Linked DNA regions of Homo sapiens: all the other regions are linked to region 1. A link is a contact called in ENCODE Hi-C or POLR2A ChIA-PET data. All regions are on one chromosome and are shown on one strand. The core of a region is the stretch at or near the end of the contact, and the rest is flanking DNA. Distances in the headings are between cores, read along the strand shown.

Region 1 (5,012 bases), core at 1,242-3,741:
GTATTCTCAGAAATCATTGTAGTGATTAAGATTGGTTCTCTGTTTACTAATTTCAGACTTGTGTGTTTATAGTAAAATATTTTCTTTCATCTGCCTTTCTAGGGCATTTTCAATGGCTATCAGGGATTCTGTGGCTCTGCCCATCCCAAGCATGGGCTTTGTGGTCCTTGGCCACTCAAAGATGTTTGTTGATTTTTCCAGGCTCTTTACTGTCATGTGATTGGGTTTCTGGCAAGTCTGGATAAATGTTTCTTCCCCGCCTCCCCTCCGCGTTTTTTTTTTTTTTTTGAGACCAAGTCTCACTCTGCCACCCAGGCTGGAGTGCAGTGACGCAATCTCGGGCTCACTGCAACCTTCGCCTTCCGGGTTCAAGTGATTCTCCTGCCTCAGCCTCCTGAGTAGCTGGGATTACAGGCATGCGCCACCATGCCCAGCTAATTTTTGTATTTTTAGTAGAGATGGGATTTCACTGTGTTGGCCAGGCTAGTCTCAAACTCCTAACCTCAGGTGATCTGCCAGCCTCGGCTTCCCAAAGTGCTGGGATTACAGGTGTGAGCCACTGCGCCCAGCCCCCCTTATTTTTTAACTGAAATTTTTTACTGAATCACTTTAATGTTGTGATTATTGTATATATGACAGCATCTTTGATGTTGGTCTTAGAATTGTCCTTGAAAATGGAGCATAATTGTTACAGTTTTTGTACTCACTGTTCTATCAGATTAAAAAGTAACCTGTGGCTGGGCCCGGTGGCTCATGCCTGTAATTCCCGCACTTTGGGAGGCCCAGGTGGGTGGATCACTTGAGGTCAGGAGTTCGAGACCAGCCAGGCCAACATAGTGAAACCTCGTTTCTACTAAACATACAAAAAAATTAGCCCGGTGTGGTGGTGGTGCGTGCCTGTAATCCCAGCTACTCAGGAGGCTGAGGCAGGAGAATTGCTTGAACCCAGGGGGTGGAGGTTGCAGTGAGCTGAGATTGGCCCAGTGCACTCCAGCCTGAGCGACAGAGCTGTCTCAAAAAAAATAAAAAAAATAAATAAAAAGTAACTTGTGTCTTGGTACCTGTAAATACTTAATGCCTGAATATTCATATTTTTAATAAGTGTACTTCAGGGACATTAACATTGAGCTGTGCACAGCATGCTTTTTAGATACTGTGTATATGCCCTTATTTTGTGATGTCTGTGAATTAGAAAGCTGTGGTGATGCCTGCCCTTTGATTATTAAGAGAAGTGTGGCCGAGATATGCCAACCGGAAAAACTTGCTTCATATCATGGTTTTTAAAAAAAATTTTAGAATCCTGCTCCTCTTCATATTGAAAACAAATTACAGTGATATGTCTAAGTTGTGAAGTTTTAACAATATATGAAATAAAATGATTTTGAAATGGACTCATTTGTAGCCAGTAATCCTGGAGCTAGGGCTGAAAACTCACTAATATCTATGATCTGGGGGTTAGAATGGTCAAGAGTGGAAGAATTGCGTCTGCATTTTCAGCTCACACCTCTTTATCTGGCTCCTGTTCACACTTGCTAACATTTTGATAGTTTTGTTTGCTTTTGGAGTGGTTGCTCATGCTTGGGAATAAATACACTCTTTAGAGAAAAACATGGAAATGTAATTTGGTGATGGGGAAAAGAAAGGGACCGAATTTAGAAAAAAAGCGTCCACATCATCTCGCAAAACAAGAAAAAGTAGTAATAAGTGAAATGAAACAAAACAAAAACGTAAAAGATAGCCTGAAATATCCCGTGGAGGCTTCTGTGAAGTTAGTGGGACAGTTTGAAAAACTGGACCTGTTCAGTGAGTGGCCTGGCTGACATGTTGATGAAGGTCACCTCAGCCTGCCCTGCTGTGATGGTGGTGATGGTTTTAGGCTGAAGGGAACATGGCTTTAAGTAACAATGACAATTTTTTAAATTTAAATTAAAAATTTTATAATCAGTTTTACTGAGGTATAAAATTATAAACAATAAAATGTACTAATTTGAAATGTATAGCTTACATTTGGAAAATGTATACACATATGTAACCATAACCCCAATAAAGATGAAAAACATTTCCATCATTCCCAAAGTTTCCTTCTGCCTCTTTGCAGCCAGTTCCTTGCCCCCTACACCACCATCCAAAATTCCTTTCTGATTTTTATTTCCATAAATTAGTTTTTCTTGTTCTTGAATTTTTTATATGTAAATGGAATCTTATATATGTACTCTTTGTCTCTGACTTCTTTCACTTAACATAGTTTTAAATTTACACATGTTGTGTGAATCAGTAGTTTATTCCCTTTTTATGGAATTTTAATGAATATGTCATAATTTATCTTCCTAGTGATAGACATTTGAGTAGTTTCTAGGTTTTGGCTAGTATCAATAAACCAAAAGCTATGAGGTTTGACTGCCGTGAGCTTTTTTTTTTTTTTTTACAAGCTTTTCGTGTTCATAGTTTTCCTTTCTCTTTAATTCTACCTAAGAGTGGAATTTTTGAGTCATAGGAAAGATAACATGTTTAACCTTTTAAGAAACTTTCCACTGTGGTTGTGCCATACCCTGACCAGCACTGTATGAGAAGTTTCCATTGTTCTACACATATATCAACATTTGGGTGTGAAATGGTATATCATTGGGGTTTTTATTTGCATTTCCCAGTGACAGATGATGTAGAGTATCTTTTCATGTATTTACGGGCCATTTATACATCGTCCTTTCTGAAGTGCCCCAGTCTTTTGCCCTAAAAAAACTTTTTATTTTGTGCTGTGGTCTGAATACAAGTCTTTTGTCAGATGCATGAGCTGCAGATATTTTCTCCCATTCTGTGACTTTTCTGCTCATTTTTAAAAATGCTGTCTTTTGTTGAGGAGGAATTTCTTTTATTTATTTATTTATTTTTTTTTTTTGAGACAGAGTCTCGCTCTGTCACCCAGGCTGGAGTGCAGTGGTGCAACTTCACCTCACTGAAATCTCTGCCTCCCAGATTCAGGCGATTCTCAGGCCTCAGCCTCTTTTACTTAACGTAATGTTTTTGAGTTTCATCCATTGTAGTTTTAGTAGAGACGGGGTTTTGCTGTGTTGGCCAGGATGGTCTCAAACTCTTGACCTCAAGTGATCCGCCCACCCTGGCCTCCCAAAGTGCTGAGATTACTGCCATGAGCCACCACATGTGGCTGAAGTTTTAATTTTTATGATGTGCAGTTTATCAGTTTTTTAATGGTTTGTGCCTTTTATGTCCTGTCCAGAAATTTTTGCTTACCTGAAACTTATAAATATATGCTCCTATGTTTTTTTCCTAGAAGCTTTAGGATGGTAGGTTTTATGTTAAGGTCCATCAGCCATCTTGAATTGATTTTTGTATGTGGAGTAAGACAGAGGTTGAGATTTACTTTATCTATCTAGATATCCAGCTGTTTCAATGAAAAGACTTTCCTTTCTTCATTGAATTACCTTGAAAGCTTGACCAAACAGCATTGACTGTATATGTGTAGTTCTGCTTTTTGGACTTGATTCTGTTCCATTGGTCTGTGTTTACCCTTAGGCCCGTACCACACTGTTTTAATTGTCGTAGCTTTATATAGTACTTATTTTGAAATTCATAGATGTTAAGTATTTTGATGTTGTTCTTTTTTTTTTTTTTTTTTTTTTGAGACGGAGTCTCACTGTGTCGCCTAGGCTGGAGTGCAGTGGCGCGATCTCAGCTCACTGCAACCTCCACCTCCCAGGTTCGAGCGATTCTCCTGCCTCAGCCTCCCGAGTACCTGGGATTACAGGTGCACACCACCATACCCAGCTAATTTTTATATTTTTAGTAGAGACAGGTTTCACGATGTTGGCCAGGCTGGTCTCAGTCTCCTGACCTCGTGATCCACCCACCTTGGCCTCCCAAAATGCTGGGATTACAAGCGTGAGCCACTGCGCCCAGCCCAGAATATTCTTACTAGTCTACTAATATCTGTAAGACTTATATTGATGTCGCCTTTTTCATTACTGATACAGTAATTTGTGGCTTCTCATTTTTCTTGATCATGTTAGCTAAAGGTTTATGCAGTTGATTTTTGCAAAGAACTGACTTTTTTCTCAATTGTTTGCCCATTTCATTTATTTCTGCTCTTTGTTATTTCCTTCCTAATACTTTGGTTTTACTTTACTTTTTCTAGCTTCTTGAAGTAGATCCTAGATCATTGGTGTGTATGTATCTATTTTAGTGTTTTTAAAAGTAATGTTGATTGAGATATAAGTTACATTCTTTTACTTAACGTAATGTTTTTGAGTTTCACCCATGTTGTTAATCAGTATTCTGTATTTTGTATTGTTGAATTGTATTCTATTGTATGGACGCATACCAGTTTATTTACCCGTTGACCAGTGGACGAACCTTTGTGTTGTTTCCACTTTGGGGCTATTATACATGAAGCTGTTAAAATTTTTTATGTGCAGGTCTTCATTTGCCAGTATGTTTTTATTTCTTCTGGGTAAATACAAAGCAGTTAAATTACTGGGCCATGTGGTAAGAGTAAGTTTAACTTTATAAAACCACCGCCATTAAGTTTTCCAAAGTTTTGCATTCCTACTAGCAATGAATGAGAATTCCAGTTTCTCTATATTCTTACTGACAACTGGTATTGTCATTCTTTTCAATTTTAGCCATTCTAGTAGGTATATATCTCATTATAACTTTAACTTGCATTTCCCTAATGACTAGTGATGGTGATCTTATCATTTGCTTGTTTGCTACCTGTATATCTTCTTTGTTCAAGTGAGTCTTCAAATATTTTGCCCATTTAAAAATATGATTGATTGTCTTTTATTTTTTATTTTTTGAGATAGAGTTTTGCCTTTTTTTTTTTTTTTTTTGAGGTCAAGTTTCACTCTTGTTGCCCAGGCTGGAGTGCAATGGTGCAATCTCGGCTCACCGCAACCTCCGCTTCCTGGTTCAAGCGATTCTCCTGCCTCAGCCTCCCAAGTAGCTGGGATTACAGGCATGTGCCACCACGCCCGGCTAATTTTGTATTTTTAGTA
Region 2 (5,012 bases), core at 1,246-3,745, 420 kb before region 1:
ATGGCAGCTTGCTTAAACTTTCTAAGTCTCAGCTTCCTCATCCATAGCAGGAGCTAATGGTGCCCTTCACCCAGGGTGGCTGTTAAATCGCCTGAGCAAGGAGAGAAAGGGCATATGAATTTTGCTTCTTCTTTCTGTCCTCTTTGCTCTTTGTGGACTTGTTGTCTTAAAACGTGGGCCTTTTATCCACATCTTTCTGTTTCCCATCACTTCAAATCACATTTCTCAGTTTGAATTTGGTTTTATCTTAAAAGCTGGCGCAGGGTGAAACGTGAGCATAAAATTCAGGTTTTCTTCCTCCATTTACCAATCTTAGCCTCTCATATTTTCCTTTTCCATGTTGAAAATGATGGCTGGAGGCTGGGCACAGTGGCTCATGCCTGTAATCCCAGCACTTTGGGAGGCCGAGGTGGGTAGATCACTTGAGGTCGAGTTCAAGACCAGCCTGACCAACATGGTGAAACCCTGTTTCTACTAAAAATACAAAAATTAGCCAGGTGTGCTGGCATGCCCCTGTAGTCCCAGCTACTCGGGAGGCCGAAGCAGGAGAATCGCTTGAACCCAGGAGGTGGAGGTTGCAGCGAGCCAAGATTGTGCCACTGCACTCCAGCCTGGGCAGCAGGAGACAGAGTGAGACTCTGCCTCAAAAAAAGAAGGGGGGGGAGGAGGGGAGGGAAAATGATGGCTGGTGGTTGAATTTACACTAATGTAAAATTCCAGCAAATTTCCAAGGAGGGCATGGGTTTTAGTCCAAGCAATGATAATGCATAATAATAGTCAATGTTTGGCTATTTACAGAACATAGACCCTTCCCTTCCCTGCAGAGATGTAAGGCCCTCAGGTGGGCCCCTGGACAGGTATTTGAGGCAACCTAGTCTCGTGCACTCCGTGGCTCTGACCCGGAAGACAGCATGCATTTATTATCATAACCTTTTTCAGAAACCCACTAACCACATTTCTATATCTCCATGGCTAAGGCCAAAATGTAATTAAAAAATAAAGTTTTGGCTGGGTACAGTGGCTCATGCCTGTAACCCCAGCATTTTGGGAGGCCAAGGAGGGAAGATCAATCTAGCTCAGGAGCTTAAGATCAGTGAAACCTTGTCTCTACAAAAAACACAAAAATTAGCTGGGTGTGGTGGCGCACACCTGTGGTCCCAGCTACTGAAGAGGTGGAGGTGGAGGCTTGCTTGAGCCCAGGAGGTTGAGGCTACAGTGAGCTGTGATCATACCACCACACTCCAGCCTGGGCAACAGAATGAGACGCCATCTTAAAAAAAAAAAAAAAAGTTCCTCTACTAAATTTTATTTTTTTAATTTAATTTTATTTTTTTAGTAGAGACACGGTTTCACCATGTTGCCCAGGCTGGTATCCAACTCCTGAGCTCGGGCAATCTGCCCGCCTCGGCCTCCCAAATTGCTGAGATTATAGGCATGAGCCACTGCGCCCAGCCTCTCTACTAAATGTTAATATCATTTAAGTGGTTTTGCTTTTTTTACCTTTTAATTTAAATAAACAGCCAATTCTGCTCATTGAAGCCCTCTCTGTAGCACTTGGCTGTTTTGTAAAAATAGTGAGCTGATGACAAATTGAAAGGAACATGAAATGGAAACTTATTTTCTGGGGGCTCTAGGACGTCAGCCACGTTCTCGATTTAGAAGGGAAGTCAGCTGGTGCCAAGTTGAATGTGCTCAGTACCTGTTTGTCACCGTCCCCTTCCTGGAAAAAGCCCAACAAGTCTGGGGTTAGTTGTGGCTTCAGCTGGCAAATGTGCACACAAGCACTAGATGTCACCATCCTTCCAAAAGATGTCATGCAGAAAGTCAGCAGCGCACAGAATCTCCCCTGCTGTGGCCTGTTAGGACAGTGGGGGCAGTCCATGGGGAGGTCCAGCCCCCGTCCCTGACACAGCAGGGGCTCCTAAAGCTGCCACCTCCGCAGCAGGCCCTGGCGGGGGTGGGCGGGAGGCTGCGCTCACTTGGACTCCCGTCCCTCGGACTCCCGTCCGTTCTGCCTCTGCTCCTGCCTGCTCTTCTGGCTCCAGCCAGCACGTTGGCTTTCCAGCTTCAGGGCTCGAGTCCATGTCCCTTTCTGGCTCTGCTTCCTGCTTCCTCTGGATGGACGGTGTCTTGCCAGGAGCTGAGCCCACCACCTGTGTCATGTCCTGCTGTGGGCCCCACCCCACACACCTGTCGACTGAACCAGACCCTCGGGAGGGCCCCAGGGACCTGAGTCAATCCTCCTGAAGGCTGACCCCTCGGACAGGGCCGGCCTTGGTGACCTTAAGCCACCCAGGGTGACAGCAACCTTTCATGGAGAGGCCACTCCAGGAAGGTGTTTACACTCCCGTTTCACAGGGAAAAAATCCAGACGGAGGGAAGGAGTGGCATGCCTGTGGCCATCCATCCTGTCCCTCCCTCGGGGATCCTGCAGCCAAGCACTGGGCGTGCTGCCTCCTGCATTTCCAGGCCGCCTGTGAGGACAGCACTCCCATTCTCCTCTGAGGCTCTGCTCCTGGCCTACCCTCTCCCCTGGACAGGAGCCCAGTGTTCTTGATAAAAGCTGAAGCCACACGTGACAAAAGAAGCAGGAGTGTCTGCTCTCAAAGGGTTTTTGTGCAACACAGATCACTCTTCCCCCAAAGCACGTAAGTTAAAGGAGTGAGCACATCCCATCTCCTCATCCTAAAAGTGGCAATATCCACATTTATAATATGTGATCATGTAATTATTATAATGAGGATTAATAATTAACATACACTTTGGGAGGCCAAGGGTGGTGGATTCCTTGAGGTCAGGAGTTCAAAACCAGCCTGGCCAACATGGTGAAACTCCGTCTCTACTAAAAATACAAAAATCAGCATGGTGGTATGCACCTGTAATCCCAGCCACTCGGGAGGCTGAGGCAGGAGAATCACTTGAACCCAGGAGGCAGAGGATGCAATGAGCCAAGGTTGCACCACTGCACTCCGCCTGGGCAACAGAGCGAGACTCCGTCTCAAAAAAAATAATAATAAAATAATTAACATAGGCCGGGTGCAGTGGTGCACACCATGGCAAAACCCTATCTCTACAAAAAATATAAAAATTAGCTGGCTATGGTGGTGCGCACCTGTGATAGCAGCTACTCTGGAGGCTAAGGTGGGAGGATGGCTTGAGCCCAGGAGGCAGAGGTTCCAGTGAGACACTGCACTCCAGCCTGGGTGACAGAGCAAGACTCTGTCTCAAAAAAATTAACATAATGATAATAATAAATTGCATGACATCTATCCATAGTTACAGTAATATCTACCTCTAAAAGCTGTAATATTATCCCAAGGTGTGACGCAGACACTTGGATGGAAGCAGAGGAGACCATGGTTCCCACAGGGGACTCAGCCAACAGCAAAGGAAGGAGCTTCCACATTTCTAACCCCGCAACCCGGCACAGCTGCCCACACACAGAGGTGCTCAATACAAAAGTGCGGACCCCAGGGTTGGAGGCTGATGGGATGAAGGCAGCTCATGAGCCACAGGCTAACCTAATCTGGCTGTTCTCCTCTCCCCGTTGTGCCACGGGCCACAGCCCACAGCCTCCCACCCCGGCCCCATCACAGAGACCCAGAGTGGGAACAAAGACTCCACCCACCAGTTCTGGGTGAAAGGCAGAGCCCAGCCTGTAGAACGGTCCTTCCCCTCAGAGAGAGGAGATAAACCCAGGCCTGGAAGAGAGGGGCTTGGAGGAAGGGAGGCCCTGGCTTTCATCTGAAAGCTGCCGGCAGGGGGATGGCCCCTGCGGGGCCAGACAGAGGACCAGGAGTAGAGTGAGACATACAGGCCTGCCCCCCAAGCAAAGACCCCCAACCTGGCCTAGGACTCCCCAGCAAGCCCAGCTTTGTTCACCCCCCGACCCTGGTAGGCCCCCTGAAGAGAGGGCAGGCAATTGGTACAGGCAGGGCAGGTGTGAGGGGGATGCTCGGACCCTGGCTTGCTGGAATGAAAGGAACTAGGGCCTCGCGCCTCATTGTCGGGGCCTCCATCCCCCTCACCTGTAAAATACAGAATGCCCGGCACCACCCTGAAGCTTCACAGACCCCACACATCACCCCCCCACCCCCACCCAAGAAAGGTGGGTGCTCTGTGGGTACAGCTCTCTGTGGGCTGAGCACGTCCAAGCACGTCTCAATGAATCCAAAGCACCCTCCTACGCTCCAACCGGGCATCTCGGAATCTCTCAGCCCTGCTTGCGCTCACCTAGTGAGTGCCTTTGGGCGCTGGCTCCTGCAGGCTCTGCTAGGGTGGCGTCATGGAGTCCTTCTGTAAAAGGCCCTGTAGCAGATACTTTAGGTTTTACTGGCCATGGGGTCACTGCTGCAACCACTCAACCCTGCTGCCATTTTAGAGTGAATAGAGGAGGAGGAACAGCAAGAATATCATTTACAGAGGGTAAGTACCTGAAGAGGTAGAGTTGTGTCTCCACAGAACCTTACTCACAAAACAACAAGAACAGCCAGAGAGCCACAGTGTGCAGACCTCCGTGTCAGAGTGAGATCCATCCCCAGTCCAGCTCACCTGGCCTGACACCTGCTGCCTCTCTCTGCATCTTGAATACCAGCCACCCAGGTACAAAGCTCTCAACATCCAGGCCTGGTGAGGCCCCCATCTGTGTGCTCTATTCTCAACTGAGGCCACCCTCAGGCCAGCCTTGGCATTTTGATGTATTTTTAAAGGAAGCCAAGTCCAATATCAGGACTTGGGGGGTGAGGGGTACAGATCTCCTTGCTAATGGAGAAGAGGATTGTACTGCACACCACAGGGTAACCTTGACTCTCTCCCCAGGGTCCCCCTCTGCAGACAGCCTCTCACCATCACCCTGGCCCTTCTCACCACTAGCTCTGGGAGTCGGGCCAGGCAGACCCCTGCCAATTCCCCTGTATCCCCTGGGGATCCTTCAGGAACCACCCCCCTGAGAAAATGGAAGGGCTCCCTAAATAGCTAACGTCATGTGCCACATCTTGCAATTGTGTTTCTGT
Region 3 (5,012 bases), core at 1,834-4,333, 310 kb before region 1:
TTCTTTTTTTTGTGAATGACATTTATCAATGACATTTGTAGCGTGGTGGATTCTGAAGTTTTCAGCTAGTAGCGTAAAGATTTATTTCATGGCTCTGACTGTCAGGAATATTCTCTTTTCTAGAATGTTAAACTCATAGGCAGGATTACTGAGGCAAAGCCACATAAATGAGGGAATCTCTGGAAAAAATACATTGCTTTTATTTTGTACTAAAATTGCCATTTTTTTTTTTTTTTTGGCCAAGTATAGTGGCTCACACCTGTAATCCCAGCACTTTGGGAGGCCGAGGCGGGTAGATCTCTCGAGGCCAGGAATTCAAGACCAGCCTGGCCAACATGGTGAAACCCCATCTCTATTAAAAATACAAAAAAAAAGTAGTTGGGTGTGGTGGCACACACCTGTAGTCCCAGCTACTTGGGAGGCTGAAGCAGGAGAATCACTTGAACCCAGGAGGCGGAGGCTGCAGTGAGCCGAGATCACACCACTGCACACCAGCCTAGGCTACAGAGCAAGACTATCTCAAAAAAAACAAATTGCCATTTTCTATTCCTAAGTATATATTGAAGCATTTGATTTATTTCTTCTCAGTGGGGTATACTGTTAGCTGGTGAATGCAGTTGTTGAGGATGAAGCTTATTTCCCCATGTCAGCATCTATTCTGAACATTTTAAATGAACTATTCTGAGAGCATGTATAGATTTTTTTTTTCTTCACAGGAGAGCTGCCTTAGGAGGACTTTTCAGAGTTTGTGCCTGTAAGACTGAGAAATACATAATGGATTTTAGCTGTCGTGTTTTTAGAAGGTAATTGGTAGATATTTGCAGTGCATTGTCTTCATGAAAAACAAAATTGGGCCTGGTGCGGTGGCTCAGACCTGTAATTCCAACACTTTGGGAGGCCAAGGTTAGTGGATTGCTTGAGCCCAGGAGTTCAAGATCACCCTGGGCAACATGCTGAAACCCTGTCTCTGAAAAAAAAAAAAAAATTAGCCAGGCGTGGTGGTGCACACCTGCAGGCCTAGCTACTTGGGAGGCTGAGTTGGGAGGATAGCTTGAGACAAGGTTGCAGTGAGCCAAGGTTGTATGTAGTGAGCCAAGATTGTGCCATTGCACTCCAACCTGACACTCAACAGTGTGAGACCTTGTCTCCCTACCCTCCCCCCCCCACACAAAAAAACCCCAAAAATCAGAAGTGGTTTTCTTAGAGATGCTTTACTGGAGGTGTTTGTGGCCATTTCCTTGGCTACTGTGTATAGAGGAGGTTACTGTGGTCACTCTGGTATGGACTTAAAAAGCATCAATTCTGTGGAACACACTGGGAAAGCGGATACATTTAGGATTGCTATAGACTTATTCCTAGACACTTTTTGAGATGAGTTTAATTCCAGAGTAAAATACATTAGAAATTATTTTAAGTATGCCTCAGAGTGTATCACAAAACAACATTTAATGGTGTAATGTAACGCCATGGAAGGGCTCTGAGCTCAGGTACAGTGCACCTTGACTGGGACACATACAGCTCTGAGGCAGGTCCTTCAATATTGGGTCCTCCTGCTCCTTATCCTCCCTCAACTCTGCCATCCACTCTTCCTGCACAGGAAGCTCTGCATCTAGTTATCTGCCCTCTCCTGGCCACTTTGGTGTCCTCATTCCCATGGAGCTCACAATCGGATCAAATCCTGAGTCAGTACAAGATGCCAGTGCCTGCAGCTCCCCTCCCCGCTCCCCACACCCAGCCTTTGGTCGGCAGCCCCTCAGGCCTTGCCCCACCCACTCCATCTTTTCTCACTGTCCTTTCAGCCTCCAGACAGGCTCACATCTCTTCCATCCTTAAAAACCGACAAACCATGAATAAATCTCCCCCATGCAAAGCCTTTTCCTTGGTCCCGCCTTCCTTCAAGGCTGCCGTCTACCATTTATTACACATGCACAAATCACAGAAAATGTTTAATTGCCAAATTTTAATGGCAGAATGTAATGACCAGTGTTTTTCTAGTTGCAAATTAAAGTCTTTCCTGACCTTGCTCTCTTCACTCTGTGGCTTCCAGGAGATGTCTCTATTTTCTGACTCTCTAACTACCCCTTCTCTGTCTTGACTTGTTCTTACACACCTCTTATCCTTCCCATGTAAGTGTCTCAAGGTTCCTTCCTTCAGGCTCCTTTCTGTTCTGTGCATGCTGCCTGATTTTATCATCACCTTTAACTAATCGGTAGTGTGTGCTGAGGTGCCTGTTAGACTCCTCCACTGAGGCTTTCTGCCTCCAATTCAAATTCAGTTCAATCAATAATCAAACCCATCACCTTCCTTAGAAAATCTAAAGAGATTTAAAAAGCAAAAACAATAAAAGACCTATTAGATGAAAAATAAGTGTGATGAATTGCTGGGTGCTAGGTAGTTATGAAAAAATATCCTAAAGACATGTCATTTTTAAAAGAGTTTCTATTCCCAATTGCTACAGAAGTATAAAATACTGAAGATCAATGAGAATTAATGACAATTCATCAAAGTCCTCCATTTTGTTAGGAAAACCATTCATCCATCTATCCATCTACCCACCCATCATTTATAAGGCACCTACCATGTTCCAAGCAGTGAGAACATGCTTTTAATCGGGAGAGCCCATTCATAACCTGGGGGTGGGGGCTGAGGGAGGTGGTGGGAGAGGTTCAGTACCCAGGTCACAGGGCAGCTGTGGGAAGGCTGCATGCTGCCATATGTAAGCCCGGCACTGGAGCTGTTGTGGATGCTGGAGACAAGCTCACTGTTGCTTTCCAGACGCTCTTGCTCTTCTGTCCACCGGAGGCAGTCAGGACCCTGGCCTGAGGGCCAAGAATACTTTGTGCCTGAGCTGGACCAGCTGGCCGTGGGGTACCACCTTCTTTGCAGACAGCAGGCAGGGTCTGGATCCCCTGCTTGATGCTCCTACCAGTGCCCCTAGTCTTACTGGGAGATCCGGCTCCTGGCATTGACCTGGGTGTGTGCCCTGCTTTGCCAGTGCCCCTGGAGTGGGAGGTGTGGTCACTGGTCCACCAGGAAGACAGCTAAGGGCATTCGTTGAGTCCACGTGATGACTTTCTGCTCTGAGTGAGGCCCCTGGATGGCTGGGAGGAAGGAAGCAGCTCTGCGTCAGGCGGCGTGCCGCTGGTGCATTCCATCATGATGTGCTAAGGGCTGAGGAGACCTGGGTTGAAAACCTAGCTTCGCTCTTCCAATGTGCATCTGTGGACAAGTGCTATAACCTCTGTGAGCCTCAGTGTGTGGATAAAGTCTGTTGTAAACTGAAAGGTGCTGTGTAAATTTCAAGTGATCATTTCATGAGCCACACGTATAACAGATGTGTTTTTAGATATTAGTCAAAGGGATCCAAATAGGCCAGGTGTGGTGGCTTACACCTGTAATCCCAGCACTTTGGGAGGGTGAGGCGGGTGGTTCACTTGAGGTCAGGAGTTCGAGACCAGCCTGGCCAACATGGTGAAACCCCATCTCTACTAAAAATACAAAACTAGCTGGGCGTGGTGGCGCACACCTGTAATCCCAGCTACTCAGGAGGCTAAGGCAGGAGAATTGCTTGAGCCTGGGAGGCGGAGGCTGCAGTAAGCCAAGATCATGCCACTGCACTCCAGCATGGGTAACAGAGCGAGACTCCATCTCAAAAAAAAAAAAAAAAAAAAAGAGGTGATCCAAATAAAGCAATAACATGAATGTAAGCTCATGGTTTGTAGAAGTAATTTACTGACATTTATTCTGCTGTCATGAGTATGGCTAGTGATTCACGTTCATGAAAAACAGATGTTAGGGCTCTGATTTAGAAAAATGACTTCATGTTAGTTATCTGACTAATGGGGAGGCTGAGAGCCACTGTGTCCTCCCCGTCTGCCCTCAGCCTTGTGTTGTCATCCCTGTAAGGGTTTGTCTCTGTAGCCCCAAACCACAGTGGGAGGCGCAGCTAGTGAACCTTGCAACAGACTAACACCATGGAGACAAAGTAAACCATGTTTGGGTGTGGCCCCAAATTGGCTAACTGTTCTGGCATTTTCTGGTTAGCTATGATTCTGATGTTCCTAGAACAAAATTAGACCATGCTACTGGCCTTTCGTTCTTTTCTCAGGAGTCTCCTATACTTCTGAGAATGGATTTTTAGATTTCAGACATGTAATTTTCATTGAGAGGGCACAGAGGAAGACAAAGTTATATCACAGGCCTGGCAACTTTTAAGGATGCCCTCTGAGGCAGTCAGACAAAACCCAAAGTACCCTCTCAGTGCAGAGATTCTGGGCTTAACCAGTGATGTCGGGAGGTCAGTTCTGTGTGTCTACAGGCCATTAACTGCAGTTTGGAAGGGGCCATAAATTCCAAGGCACTTGTTAGAAGGGGCTGTCCCTGGATCATCCTTACCAAAAGAAGGAGGAAGTCAAGCCCTGGTCACTGACCTCTCAGCTCTTTAGTTAAGACCCTGGGCCCCATGCTGGTATGGTCCAGATGGACCCCCTTTTTTTTTTTTTTCTTTTTTTTTTTTTTTTTGAGACAGAGTCTCACTCTGTTGTCCAGGCTAGTAGAATGCAGTGGCATGATCTCAGCTTACTGCAACCTCCACCTCCTGTGTTCAAGTGATTCTCATGCCTCTGCCTCCCAAATAGCTGAGATTACAGATGTGCACCACCACACCCAGCTAACTTTTGTATTTTTAGTAGAGATGGGGTTTTGTCATGTTGGCCAGGCTGGTCTCGAACTCCTGGGCTCAGGTGATCCACCCTCCTCGGCCTCCCCAAGTGCTGGGATTACAGGTGTGGGTCACTGTGCCTGGCCCCAGATGCACCCTCTTCCGAGGAAACCCCCCACCCCCCTGCTCAGACCTTTCCAAGGTGCCCTCGGGGTTTTAGTTTTGTCTTCGAGGTGTATGATTTAACGTTACTCTGCCAAGCCATCTTTAGAGCTGTGAGTACTGGGATGAACATTTTGTGTATCTCCATGTTTCTATAAAATGCCACCTTTCAGAGCCACACCCACACCCT

What was found. Hi-C counts contacts between places; a loop is a spot of excess contacts on that map. ChIA-PET counts read pairs that join two places held with the same protein, here RNA polymerase II (POLR2A). Pooled maps may share reads with other maps.
Region 2: a pooled map shows a loop between it and region 1 (15-fold over the local background). The contact joins two enhancer-like sites. A Hi-C loop is called at or near these places in 1 of 168 maps with a recorded cell type or tissue (breast epithelium) and 5 of 50 pooled maps.
Region 3: a loop to region 1 is called in a pooled map, with 4 times the contacts of the local background. The contact joins two enhancer-like sites. A Hi-C loop is called at or near these places in 12 of 50 pooled maps. POLR2A ChIA-PET finds 5 or more read pairs at or near these places in 5 of 52 experiments (CD8-positive, alpha-beta memory T cell, WTC11, activated T-cell and 1 more).

The regions. Positions count from the first base shown.
Region 1 is chr2:237,996,205-238,001,216 of GRCh38, forward strand. All of the region lies in intron 4 of UBE2F (ubiquitin conjugating enzyme E2 F (putative)), which reads left to right. All of the region lies in intron 4 of UBE2F-SCLY (UBE2F-SCLY readthrough (NMD candidate)), which reads left to right. Among named protein-coding and RNA genes, the nearest start is that of UBE2F, 32 kb to the left of the region's middle. Within about 2 kb of position 2,492, at least 4 of the 41 ENCODE cell types and tissues checked have a DNase peak (open chromatin) inside an H3K27ac peak, as active enhancers do.
Region 2 is chr2:237,580,101-237,585,112 of GRCh38, forward strand. All of the region lies in intron 2 of RAB17 (RAB17, member RAS oncogene family), which reads right to left. Among named protein-coding and RNA genes, the nearest start is that of RAB17, 8.1 kb to the right of the region's middle. RefSeq lists an enhancer at 1,467-2,101. Within about 2 kb of position 2,496, at least 20 of the 41 ENCODE cell types and tissues checked have a DNase peak (open chromatin) inside an H3K27ac peak, as active enhancers do.
Region 3 is chr2:237,683,953-237,688,964 of GRCh38, forward strand. The region is part of intron 1 of LRRFIP1 (LRR binding FLII interacting protein 1); the gene reads left to right. LOC124906128 (a long non-coding RNA gene) reads right to left here. Exons shown (of 2, transcript XR_007088145.1): 2 at 2,422-3,101. Among named protein-coding and RNA genes, the nearest start is that of LRRFIP1, 59 kb to the left of the region's middle. RefSeq lists enhancers at 2,406-2,907, 2,817-2,886, 2,908-3,407. Within about 2 kb of position 3,084, at least 30 of the 41 ENCODE cell types and tissues checked have a DNase peak (open chromatin) inside an H3K27ac peak, as active enhancers do.